Linked DNA regions of Homo sapiens: region 2 is linked to region 1. Evidence: chromatin contacts called from ENCODE Hi-C or POLR2A ChIA-PET data. All regions are on one chromosome and are shown on one strand. Each heading gives the region's core, a stretch centred on a gene start or an enhancer-like site at or near the end of the contact. The rest is flanking DNA. Distances are from core to core; before and after follow the strand shown.

What was found. A loop is a pair of places that touch in the nucleus more often than their neighbours do. ChIA-PET counts read pairs that join two places held with the same protein, here RNA polymerase II (POLR2A). Pooled maps may share reads with other maps.
Region 2: a loop to region 1 is called in a pooled map, with 5 times the contacts of the local background. The contact joins two enhancer-like sites. A Hi-C loop is called at or near these places in 1 of 37 single-sample maps with no recorded cell type and 3 of 50 pooled maps. POLR2A ChIA-PET finds 5 or more read pairs at or near these places in 1 of 52 experiments (activated CD4-positive, alpha-beta T cell).

The regions. Positions count from the first base shown.
Region 1 is chr7:102,424,742-102,430,594 of GRCh38, reverse strand. PRKRIP1 (PRKR interacting protein 1) reads right to left here. Exons shown (of 6, transcript NM_024653.4): 6 at 3,929-5,581. The coding sequence ends at 5,484. LOC100630923 (LOC100289561-PRKRIP1 readthrough) reads right to left here. Exons shown (of 9, transcript NR_038967.1): 9 at 3,913-5,581. Among named protein-coding and RNA genes, the nearest start is that of ORAI2, 5.9 kb to the left of the region's middle. RefSeq lists enhancers at 3,678-3,967, 4,448-4,957, 4,128-5,031. Within about 2 kb of position 3,879, at least 19 of the 41 ENCODE cell types and tissues checked have a DNase peak (open chromatin) inside an H3K27ac peak, as active enhancers do.
Region 2 is chr7:101,736,968-101,743,115 of GRCh38, reverse strand. No RefSeq gene overlaps it. Among named protein-coding and RNA genes, the nearest start is that of CUX1, 78 kb to the left of the region's middle. RefSeq lists enhancers at 1-219, 1,703-1,772, 1,893-1,972. Within about 2 kb of position 1,980, at least 3 of the 41 ENCODE cell types and tissues checked have a DNase peak (open chromatin) inside an H3K27ac peak, as active enhancers do.

The sequences.
Region 1 (5,853 bases), core at 2,630-5,129:
ATGAGACAGAGTCTTGCTCTGTTGCCCAGGCTGGAGTGCAGTGGTGCCATCTTGGCTCACTGTAACCTCCACCTCCTGAGTTCAAGCGATTCTCATGCCTCAGCCTCCCAAGTAACTGGGATTACAGGCACGGGCCACCATGCCTGGCTAATTTTTGTATTTTTAGTAGAGACAGGGTTTCACCATGTTGGTCAGACCAGTCTCGAACTCCTGGCCTCAAGTGATCTGCCGGCCTCAGCCTCCCAAAATGTTGAGATTACTGGGGTGAGCCACCATGCCTGGCCTATAATAGCTCCTTCTTTTTGAGATGGAGTTTCGCTCGTCATTCAGGCTGGAGTGCAATGGCATGATCTTGGCTCACTGCAACCTCCACCTCCCGAGTTCAAGCAATTCTTCTGCCTCAGTCTCCCAAGTAGCTGGGATTACAGGCGCCCACCAAGTTTTTGTATATATTTTTTAGGAGAGATGGGGTGTCGCCATGTTGGCCAGGCTGGTCTCCAACTCCTGACCTCAGCTGATCTGCCTGCCTAAACCCAGAGGATGTTTCAGCTGTCAGCCCTGTCATCGGGGACCCCTCCTTCTACCAGGAAACCCTGTTCCTTGGCTCCAGTGAGTCTGCCTGCTTGTCCCCCCATTTTCTGTCCCCTCGATATGCGATTCTCAGGGTTCTGTCTGGGTCCCTCTCCTCTCTTTGCTCCTCCCTGACTGGTTTCATCTACTCCCATAGTTCCAAGGACCAGGGCAGCCTGACAACCCCATCATCACCTTCAGCCTTGATCTCTCTTCCCAGCACATATGCCTAGGGCCCTCCACTTTACCAGGCCCACAGCCGAATCTGTCATCTTCCCTCGCATTCCTGCCCCACCGCCTGGGTCAGCTGTCTCAGAAGGGTTCCCTCACCCACTCAGCTGCTGGCACCCATGAGTCCTCTCCCCATCGGGTCGTGACAATTCTCCCACCTCCACATTGCTGGACTCTCCCTTACTTCTCCCTGTCCCCACTTGCTTCTGCACTAACTCAGGCCACCATCACCTCTGGTCTGCATGGCAAGGCAGGAGCCCTGTCCCCTTCCACAAACTCAAAGGTCCCCCATGTCTCTCCATTCCAGCCCCTACCCTGTGGCCTTTGAGACTCCAGTCCCCTGATTAACAGGGTCTGAGGCCATGGCAGGGCGCCTCCTCCCTCCCCAGCTCGCTTTCTGGGCACTCTTGTTCTCCTGAGCCACCTGACTTCAGCTCAGCGCTCGCCTTCGCAGAGGCCTGGGTCAGGTGCCCACACAGCAGGCTGTGCTGCTCTCCCCAATCCTGTTCCTGCTCAGACCTGGAGCCCCCTGAAGGCAAGGACTGTGTCTTGTCCACCACCATCCCCAGTGCCTAGCAATGGGCCTTGGAATCCCTTGGATTTTGCACTTAGTTGGTGCTCAATAAACATTTGCTATTTTTTTTCATTTATTATTATATTTTTTGAGACGAAGTTTCACTCTTGTTGCCCAGGCTGGAGTGCAGTGGCATCATTTTGGCTCACTGCAACCTCTGCCTCCCAGGTTCAAGCAACTCTCCTGCCTCAGCCTCCCCAGTAGCTGGGATTACAGGCACTGGCCACCATGCCCGGCTAATTTTTGCATTTTTAGTAGAGATGGGGTTTCACCATGTTGGCCAGGCTGGTCTCGAACTCCTGACCTCAGGTGATCCACCTGCCTTGGCCTCTCAAAGTGCTGGGATTACAGGTGTGAGCCACTGCATCCAGCCTTTTACTTCTGAGACAAGGTCTTAGTGTTACCCAGGCTGGAGTGCGGCAGCACAATCATGGCTCACTGCAGCCTCAATCTCCCAGGCTCAAGTGATTCTCCCACTTCAGCCTTGGAAGTAGCTAGGACTATGCCACTAGGCCAGGTGCACTTTTCAATTTTTATTTTTTAGAGATGTGGGGCTCACTATGTTGCTCAGGCTGGTCTTGAACTCCTGGCCTTAAGTGATCCTCCTGCCTAGGCCTCCCAAAGTGCTGGGGTTACAGGCAAGAGCCACCACACCCAGTGGATTTGTGACATTCTGTGGAGTAAGAAAACAAGAAACGGCCTCCTGGAACTCGCTCCAGGTTAATTTCCAAGAGTGTTCTCTCTACTGAAATATATGTTAATATATGGTAATCGTAGCTAACTTTAGTCAAGTACACCAAATAGTAAACAGAAATTAACTTCCAAGAGGGAGAAGGAGAAAACACGTGTCTCCACCATGAATGAAAAAGAATTGGCCTGAGTTCTATTTCCAAGAGTTAGTAGAACACTCCTCTAACTCAATTTTAATTTGTTTTTTACCAAAATATAAATGTTGGAAACAGCGAAATAAATTTAAAATAGTAACAGGGCAGGGCTCGGTGGTGTACACTTATAATCCCAGCACTTTGGGAGGCTGAGGTGGGAGGGTTGTTTGAACTTAGGAGGTGGAGACCAGTGCAAGATGGCAAAACCCTGTCTCCACAAAAAATACAAAAATTAGCCAGGCATGGTGGTACGCACCTGTAGTCCCAGCTACTTGGGAGGATGAGGTGTAAGAATGGCTTGAGCCCGAGAGGTGGAGGTTGCAGTGAGCCGAGATCACGCCACTGCACCCCAGCCTGGGCAAAAGCGCCAGACCTTGTTTCAAAAACAAACAAAAATTAGGCTGGCATGGTGGTGAATGCCTGTAGTCCTAGCTACTTGGGAGGCTGAGATGGGAGGAATGCTTGAGCCCAGGAGTTGGAGGCTGCAGTGTGCAATGATGGCGCCACTGCACTGCAGCCGGGGGGACACAGCAAGCCCTTGTCTCGAAGTTAACTAATTAAAGGGGCGGGTTCTGTAGTAGAATCTCCTGTTTAAACAGTAAAATACCTGTTTAAATGTCTATTTGGGCATGAATCGTAAATGATGCAGAATTACAGGGGCATCACCAGGGAACCTAGATATATTTGTTTTTGAGACAGGGTCTCACTGTGTTACCCAAGCTGGAGTGCAGTGGAGTGATCACGGCTCACTGCAGCCTTCAACTCCTCGGCTCAAGGGATCCTCCTACCTCAGCTTCCCAAGTAGCTGGGACTATAGGTGCGCACCATCACGCCCAGATAATTTTAAAATTTTTTGTAGAGATGGGGTCTCACTGTGTTGCCAAGGCTGGTCTCAAACTCCTGGGCTCAAGCGATCCTCCTGCCTCGGCCTTCCAAAGTGCTGGGATTACAGGCGTCAGCTCACCACGCCTGGCCATAAGAATTCTTGTGTGTGAGTTTGTTTGAGACGATTCTGTTACCTACACCTCTGTGTTCAGTTCCAGACTCCTTCCCACCCATGAGCAATGAGGGACATTACTTCATGATTCTCCCCTAATGGTGGTTTTTTTTGTCGGGGGGAGGGCAGGGGCTCTCAGTATCACCCAATCCTTTCTCAATGATGACATCTGTTTGTTCTTCTTTTCCTAAATAAGTGATGCCCTGAAGAAAGAATCTCTCAACTTAAGGTCCTGATGACCTAGTACTAATGGCCAGAAATGGCTACAGGACATGTCCTGCCTAAATATCATCTCCTGCACCCCGTGGGGGTGAAGCCCACCGCAACCTGGCATCCTGCTGTGTCGCCATGTGCCCACCCACCCAACACACACCTGTGGCGACTGTCTCTCTTGGCCCAGTGAGCTGGCAGAGGCAGGAAGGGACTTGCTGACAGTCCCCTGGCTTACCAGAGGCAGGGGCAGGATTCAAAGCCAGGTCATCAGGCTCCAAGCCCCAGCACCCTCCCCAGCACTGAGGCGGCCCACAAGCTCCAGGTTGCAGACTCAGGGCAGGGGCTGTGACACATGTGGGGGTGGGGAGAGGGATGGAAACCAACAGTCCAAAGATAGGAGAACTAAAACCGAAACACAAACCAGCCAGTCCCAGACAGAGAAAAACAGGTTTCAAAATGTACAGCCAGGGCATGTGCTCATTTATTAGGGCTGACTCTCCGTGTCCGCTTCCTGGGAAAGAAAATCCCTGTGACATGAACCGATGAAGGGACAGAAGCTATCACAGATGCTACAGGGCTCAGAGAGGGGCCGGGGCAATCTACACTACAGAAGTAAAAGCAACGTAAAATGTTTCTGGGTTTCCTTTCCCTTCACTCAAAACCACTATTTCCTTAGTTCTATCAAAGTACGTAAGGGGCATAAAATAGACTCAGGAACTCGGGGCTAAATCATCCAAAAATGGAGCCAAGGCTCTAACTAGAAACTGTCTCTGTCGTCCCTGTTGGCCTCAAAACCCCGAGGTAAAAGGCTGGTCTCGGCTCCTCCCAGGCCCCCTGGCTCCCAGCACAGTGCCCCGTCCTCTGTGTTCATCATCATCGTTTTTTAAGAGACAGGGTCTCGCTCTATTGCCCAGGTTGGCCTTGAATCCCTGGACTCAAGCGGTCCTCCTGCCTTGGCCTTCCGAGTAGCTGGGATTCTAGGCGCATGCCCCTGCGCCGGGCTGCCCTGCTCTCTGCAGGTGCCTTCTCTGCATGGGCCCAGTGCCTGGATGCCAGTTTGAGGCTGCGCCACATGAGGACACAGCAGTTCCGCCTCTCTTCTCCCCGCTGGCCCCAACTGCTGTGAGCCGGCGGAAAGCCCCGACAGTTGCAGTCATGCAAGGAGGAGCTCCACCCACTTGACCCAGTCCCGCCTCTCTCAGCCTGTTCTGTTTAGACCCCCTTCCACTTCGGGATGAAATCACAGCTGTTGGTGAGAGAACCCCCGTCCGGCTGGGAATCCCTCGCCTTCTGCTCTGGCTCAGCCCAGCTTGGAGTCTCCGCCTGCTCACTCTCCGGTGACCGGCTCTTCCCCCACAGCGCTTTCCACACACCCTGTGCCCTTGTGACCCAGCCCCTGGTGAAGTCCCTGGCCCGGGCCTCCTTGTGCACACACCCAGGCCTTCCCAGAACACGAGAGCACCGGGAGCTGCAGTGGGAGCAGACCCTCTATGGCGTGGTCCCCACTTCCCACTGGAGTGAGTGGGCAACATGGACCAGCCCCACAGCTGAGGCCATCTCCTCACTGAGCCTGGGACCAGGTCCACGTAATGTGTCTTCAGTCCCCGTGGGAATGGTGGCATCTCAGCCTTCTCCAGAGTGTTTGCGACTCACGGTCCACATGTCCCAACAAAACGCAAGGGTGTTCTGCTCTTTACTAAATAAACGTTCCCTTCCCAGAAACCAGCCCCAAACTCATCACTGTTCAAATATGTGGCAAGGTGAGGCTCTCTGTCCCCCTTTACCAGGAGCACGGATGGTGTCTGCAAGGCAGTGCCTCTGAGTGTCAGGGAGATGGCCCCTCAGGCTCCCAAACCTGCCAAATACAGGACTGTGAGCGGCTCGGGAGGGGTCTCCTTTGCTCTCCATCCAGCGGGTCAGCGGGTCCTTGCGGGGGAGAAAGAGCCAAACAGCCGCCTTTCCCTTCTGGTCACAGCACGAGCCAGGTTCCAGGCAGAGGCTGTGGCAAACATTGTCATCGCCCCATGGTGAAACTGGGCACTTCCTCCTCCTCCTCTGTTCCAGATGCCTCCGCAGAGCTGCTGGACCCCTGCTCCTTGGGCTGACCGGGTCCTGTAACCACACGACATTCAAATTACAGACATGCAAAATCGTTCAGGGTCAAGGGTGCTTTCAAAGAGGAGAGCTGATGGGAAGTCAAAAGTCCCTGTTCCTAGACCGCATGGCAAGAAACCAGGGTCATGCCTCACGTCCACCAGTCCTCTGAGCCATTCCCCAGGAGTAAGGGTGGCTCACAGACCTGATCTACCACTGCTCTCACGGGTGCACCCCATCTTTACCCAAAGGCCCAGAGGCACACGCAAGACCCGACACCCCATAAACCA
Region 2 (6,148 bases), core at 731-3,230, 690 kb after region 1:
CAGTGGCACAATCTCGGCTCACTGCAACCTCCGCTTCCCGGGTTCAAGTGATTCTCCTGCCTCAGCCTCTCGAGTAGCTGGGATTACAGACCCCCGCCGCCATGCCCGGCTAATTTTTGTATTTCTAGTAGAGGGGTTTCACCATGTTGGCCAGGCTGGTCTTGAACTCCTGGCCTCAAGTGACCTGTCCGCCTAGGCCTCCCAAAGTGCTGACATTACAGGCTGAGCCACTGCGCCCAGCCTCCAGTGGGGATAGTCTAAGAATCTTCTTATTTCTGGCACCAGGTCCCGATGGAGGTAGAGGTACCAGCCCTTAAGGTACCAGGACCTGGTCATCGCATTCCCAGCCCTGTTTACATTCTAGGGTGCTGCGGGTACGTGATGGTCTAAGGAAGATCAAATCCACTTTCCACTTCTCAGGGCCCTGCCGACAAGTGCAACGGTTTGTTCCTTCTCAGGGGAGGAGGGGACCCCTGTCCCCCTTCTCAGGGGCAGTTCCATCCATTCTCACCTCTTGGGTCTTCAGTGTGCACCTCCCACAGCTCACAGACATCCCTGTCTCCCCTAAACCCCTTTGCCGTGACGCCCACCGCCCATCCACCTTCCCCCGCGGGCTTCCTTCTCAGAGTGGTCAGTACGTAGTCTAGTGTCCACATCTTCCTCCCTGCAGTCACTTTGAAGGTGGCCCAAGCTTCAGGGCCCCCCTCCTTCTCCAAACACGGCTGGGCCTCTGGGCTTTTTGGAGTTAGAAAAGGGGAGGGGGGCTGTGGGGAGCGAGAGGTGCAGGAGTGAAGTGTGGGGACCCTTCCTGGGACCCCTCACCCTCACACACACACCACCCCACTTGCCTAAGACAGGCACAACTGGAGCCATCTTGAGACCCAGAATTCCTCTCCAGGTTATGGTGTTTCTCACGGTCCTTGCCCACCAGGAGATAGAAAGTTCTGGAAAGATGCTGTTGGAAAGGTGAAGCTAGAAGCACGGCCTCTTTGCACAGGCTATGCTTTAAGTACTCATAACTGGCTCACATCTACTGAGCCATCACTGTGTACCAAGCACTGTTCTAACGTTTTATTTTTATTTTATTTTTTATTTTTGAGACAGAGTCTTCCTCTGTTGCCCAGGCTGGAGTGCAGTGGCATGATCTCAGCTCACTGCAACCTCTGCCTCCGCCCCCTCTCAAGTGATTCTCCTGCATCAGCTTCCTGAGTAGCTGGGATTACAGGTGCCAGCCACCACACCCAGCTAATTTTTGTATTTTCAGTAGAGATGGGGTTTCACCATGTTGGCCAGGCTGGTCTCGAACTCCTGACCTCAGGTGATCCACCTGCCTTGGCCTCCCAAAGTGGTAGGATTACAGGTGAAATGTTTTAAATGTGTTGTTTTGAAGAGACAGGACCTCCCTCTGTTGCCCAGGCTGGAGTGCAGTGGCGCAATTATGGCTCACTGCAGCTTGAAACTCCTGGGCTCAAGTGATCCTCTCTCCTCAGCCTCCCAAGTAGCTGGGACTACAGGCTTGTGTAGCCACGCCTGGCTAACTTTATAATTTTTTATAGAGTGGGATCTCACTATGTTGCCCAGGCTGATCTCAACTCCTGGCCTCAAGTGATCCTTCTGCCTCCACCTCCCAAAGTGCTGGGATTACCAGTTTAAGCCACCACGCCCAGCCACCAACTCACTTTCACTTGGCTAAATCGCGCCCTGTTTGGAAGACGGAGCCTGAAATTGGCAGGAGAGCTGGATGTGGCCATGGTCCTTCACTGCCCAGGGCGTGCTTGTCCCATCCAGCCTGTACTCCTGTGGCTGTGTGGATGACCAAGGGCTCACCTGGTCTTGCTTTTCTTCACCTCACTCTTCCCAAGAGGCTGGTTCTGACACTAACAGTCACCCATTGGTAAACAGCCCAGCACCAAAAGCCCCTAAGAACCTTCAGATAAGAGACATCCCTTGGGGGAAGGAAGAAAAAAAAAACACAACCTAACAGGAAGCCAAGTGGGTAAACGGTTACTTGCATGATTCTAAAGCCTGCATGTTTCTTCCCCAGGCGAGAGAGACTGAGCCTTTCACTCTCAGAGCCAGCTTGGCCAGAGTCTCAGAAGCAAGGTCTCTGTGCACCTTGGGGCTGTTGGCAGGGCTGAGGAGAGGAGTAACCAAATCATGGGTCTGGGAGAGAAATTTCCTCCGATGCTTTTCTGGCTCCTACCTAGAGAGTTCTCTCACTTCTGAGAGGTATCCTGTGAGGGCACAGTGGACAGGAGCAGAGACCTGGGGTCAGGCAGGCCCAGCACAGAGATGCCTAATGCCCTTGGGAAGTCACTTGACCTTCCCGAATCCACCTTTTTTTTTTTTTTTTTTTTGAGTTGGAGTCTCACTCTGACACCCAGGCTGGAGTGCAGTGGTGCAATCTTGGCTCACTGCAGCCTCCGTCTCCTGGGTTCAAGCAATTCTCCTGCCTCAGCCTCCCAAGTACCTGGGATTATAGGCATGTGCCATCATGCCCGGCTAATTTTTGTATTTTTAATGGAGATGGGGTTTTGCCACGTTGGCCGGGCTGGTCTCGAACTCTTGAGCTCAGGTGATCTGCCCACCTTGGCCTCCCAAACTGCTGGGGTTACAGGCATGAGCCACTGCACTGGGCCCCGAGTCTTCCTTTTAAACCATGAAACGGGGATTGCCCAGGTGTGATGGCTCACATTTATAATCTCAGCTCTTTGGGAGGCCAAGGCAGGAGGATCGCTTGAGGCTAGGAGTTCCAGACCAGTCTGGGCAACATAGCGAGACCTCGTCTCTACAAAAAATAACAATTAAAAAATTAGCCAAGTGTGGTGGCGTGTGCCTACAGTTCCAGCTACTTGGGATGCTGAGGCTGGAGGATGGCTTGAGCCCAGGAGTTGGAGGCTGCAGTGAGCTATGATCACACCACTGCATTCCAGTCTGGGCAACAGAGCAAGACCCTGTCTCTAAAAACCAAACACAAAAAGCCAAAAAACAAAGCTAAAACAACCCCTAGAGGTGTGATCAAAGGGCTGGGGAGGAGGGAGAGAGGAGGAGCTTCCCCAGGGGAGACTTCATCACCAAACTCTGTACCTGCAGGCACCTTGTCCTGCCCTGGAGGTGGGGGTTGGTGAACCGGAAACCCATGACTCACTCCCTCCCTGCCCAGCCAGGCCTGGACAGCTGTGCAAACAGACTGAGGAAGGGGCTTCCAGGCCACACTCTGTGCCTCTCCTCCTCCTCCTCCTCCTCCTCTTCCTCCTCCCTGGAGTCAGCCCAGGCTGGCTCCATCCCTCTGGGCCCCTTCTCTCCCTGAAAATTGCAGGAATGTGCACCACTGTGTTAGAACCAAGTCCTTGGAAGACTCCAGATTTCCCCTAGACTTGGGAGTACTGGGACTTAGGAAGAAGGGGTTGGGGCTGTCCAGGTCTCCCTGGCCCGAGGGTCTCACCCTTAGGTCCTCCGAAGCTCTGTTTCCAAGGATAGCAGACCCGCCCTCACAATAGCACCCACTCACTGAGTCCCTTCTGTCACGGTGCATACCCTGCTGTCCCTGGGACCTGTACTTGGATGTCTCAAGGGCATGTTCAACTCCCCGTGTCCCAAACTCAACTCAGGCTCTCTCCTCTCAGGATATGTCCCCGCCCTCCACCCAGGGCTCAGGCCAGAAGCCTTGGAGTCCTTCTTGACATCACCCTCTCCCTCACCTTCCCCACCCAATCTGACATCAAACTGTGTAGACTCCAGCTCCGAAAAATACCCCAATCCAACTATTCCTGGCCATCTCTGCTGCCCTACCCGTGGGGGCCTCTGCCCTCGCTCCACCTCCCATTCACTCATCCTCCACCCTGCAGCCAGAGTAACCTTTTTTCTTTTTTCTTTTTTTGAGATGGAGTCTCACTCTGTCGCCCAGGCTGGAGTGCAGTGGCACGATCTCGCCTCACTGCAACATCTGCCTGCCCGGTTCAAGCAATTCTCCTGCCTCAGCCACCCAAGTAGCTGGGATTACAGGTGTGCACCACCGTGCATGGCTAATTTTTGTATTTTTAGTAGAGATGGGGTTTCACCATGTTGGCCAGGCTAGTCTTGAACTGCTGACCTCAAGTGATCCTCCTGCCTTGACCTCCCAAAGTGCTGGGATTACAGGCATGCACCACCATGCGTGGCTAATTTTTGTATTTTTAGTAGAGACGGGGTTTCACTTTGTTGGCCAGGCTAGTCTCGAACTCCTGACCTCAAGTGATCCTCCTGCCTTGACCTCCCAAAGTGCTGGGATTACAGGCATGCACCACCACGCATGGCTAATTTTTGTATTTTTAGTAGAGATGGGGTTTCACCATGTTGGCCAGGCTGGTCTTGAACTCCTGACCTCAAGTGATCCTCCTGCCTTGACCTCCCAAAGTGGTAGGATTACAGGCGTGAGCCACTGCGCCTGGCAACCAGAGTAATTTTTTTTTTTTTTTTTTTTTTAGACAGAGTCTCGCTCTGTTGCCCAGGCTGGAGTGCAGTGGCACAATCTCGGCTCACTGCAAGCTCCACCTCCCGGGTTCACGCCATTCTCCTGCCTCAGCCTCTCAAGTAGCTGGGACTACAGGCGTCTGCCACCACACCCGGCTAATTTTTGTATTTTTAGTACAGACGCGGTTTCACCTGGTTAGCCAGGATGGTGTTAATCTCCTGACCTCGTGATCTGCCAGTCTCGGCCTCCCAAAGTGCTGGGATTACAGACGTGAGCCACCGCACCTGGCCCAGAGTAATTTTATTAAAATGTCAATCAGATCACATTTCTCCCTGCTTACAACTTTTTGATAGTTTCTCATTGGATTTAAGACAAAATCCAAATTCCATATATCACAGCCTGCAAGTCCTTCCATGCTGTATCTCCTTGCATAGTTTAATAGTCCCCTGCACTGGACTGTAAGCTCACAGAGGGCAGGAATAGCCCATTTTTATGCACTGGGGCTCCTGTAGGGTGTGAGAGAATCCCAACCCCTTGCCTTTGATCTGAGCTGGACACACTGCAAAGACATGCTCCAAAACTTTTCCCATGTGACACTCATGTGACCCACCTCAAGGGGTGCCACCACCATTTCACCTGTTACGCAGATGGCGAAGCCAAGTTTCCAAGACGGCAGGAGACTTGTAAAAGGGCACACGGATAATAACTGCAGTAGACAGGCTGTACTGGCGTTCACTGTGTGCTATGACCGGTTCTAATCACTCTGTGTGTAGTTTTACATTGAATGCTACATACTAACCCTGAAAAGTAGACAGTCTTCCTTCCTCCCTCCCCTCCTCCCTCTTTCCCTTCCTTCCTCCCTCCCTTCCCTCCTTCTTCCCTCCCTCCCTCCCTCCCTTCCCTCCTTCTTCCCTCCCTCCCTCCCTTCTCTCTCTCTCTCTTTCTTTCTTTTTTTTTTTTTTGGAGACGTTGTCTCGCCCTGTTGCCCAGGCTGGAGTGCAGTGGCACAGTCTCGGCTGACCTCCGCCTCCTGAGTTCAAGTGATTCTCCTGTCTCAGCCTCCTGAGTAGCTGGGATTACAGGCATGTGCCACCACACCCAACTAATTTTTGTATTTTTGTAGAGACAGGGTTTCTCCATGTTGGCCAGGCTGGTCTCAAACTTCTGACCTCAGATGATCTGCCCGCCTCAGCCTCCCAAGGTGCTGGGATTACAGTGTGAGCACCATGCCCAGCCAAACCTCTTTCAATTCTATCATGCATAGCTCTGAGATTCTCATCTGAACATGGCTTCCTTCTCTACATGGATTTGTGCTGAGACATGTGCTAGAAAATGCCATTTCAGTCTTGATGAAATCTCTCGAAACACATTTGAAATCCATTTTCCTTTCTCTCACTTTAATTCCGGGAGGAGTTAAGTCCCAATTGAATTTTCTTTTCTTTTTTTTTCTTTTGTGTGTGTGTGTGTGTGTGTGTGATGAAGTTTCAATCTTGTTGCCCAGGCTGGAGTGCAGTGGTGCGATCTTGGCTCACTGCAACCTCCACCTCCCGGGTTCAAGTGATTCTCCTGCCTCAGCCTCCAAAGTAGCTGGGATTATATGTGCCCACCACCACGCCTGGCTAAATTTTTGTATTTTTATTAGAGACAGGGTTTCATCATGTTGGCCAGGCTGGTCTCGAACTCCGGACCTCAGGT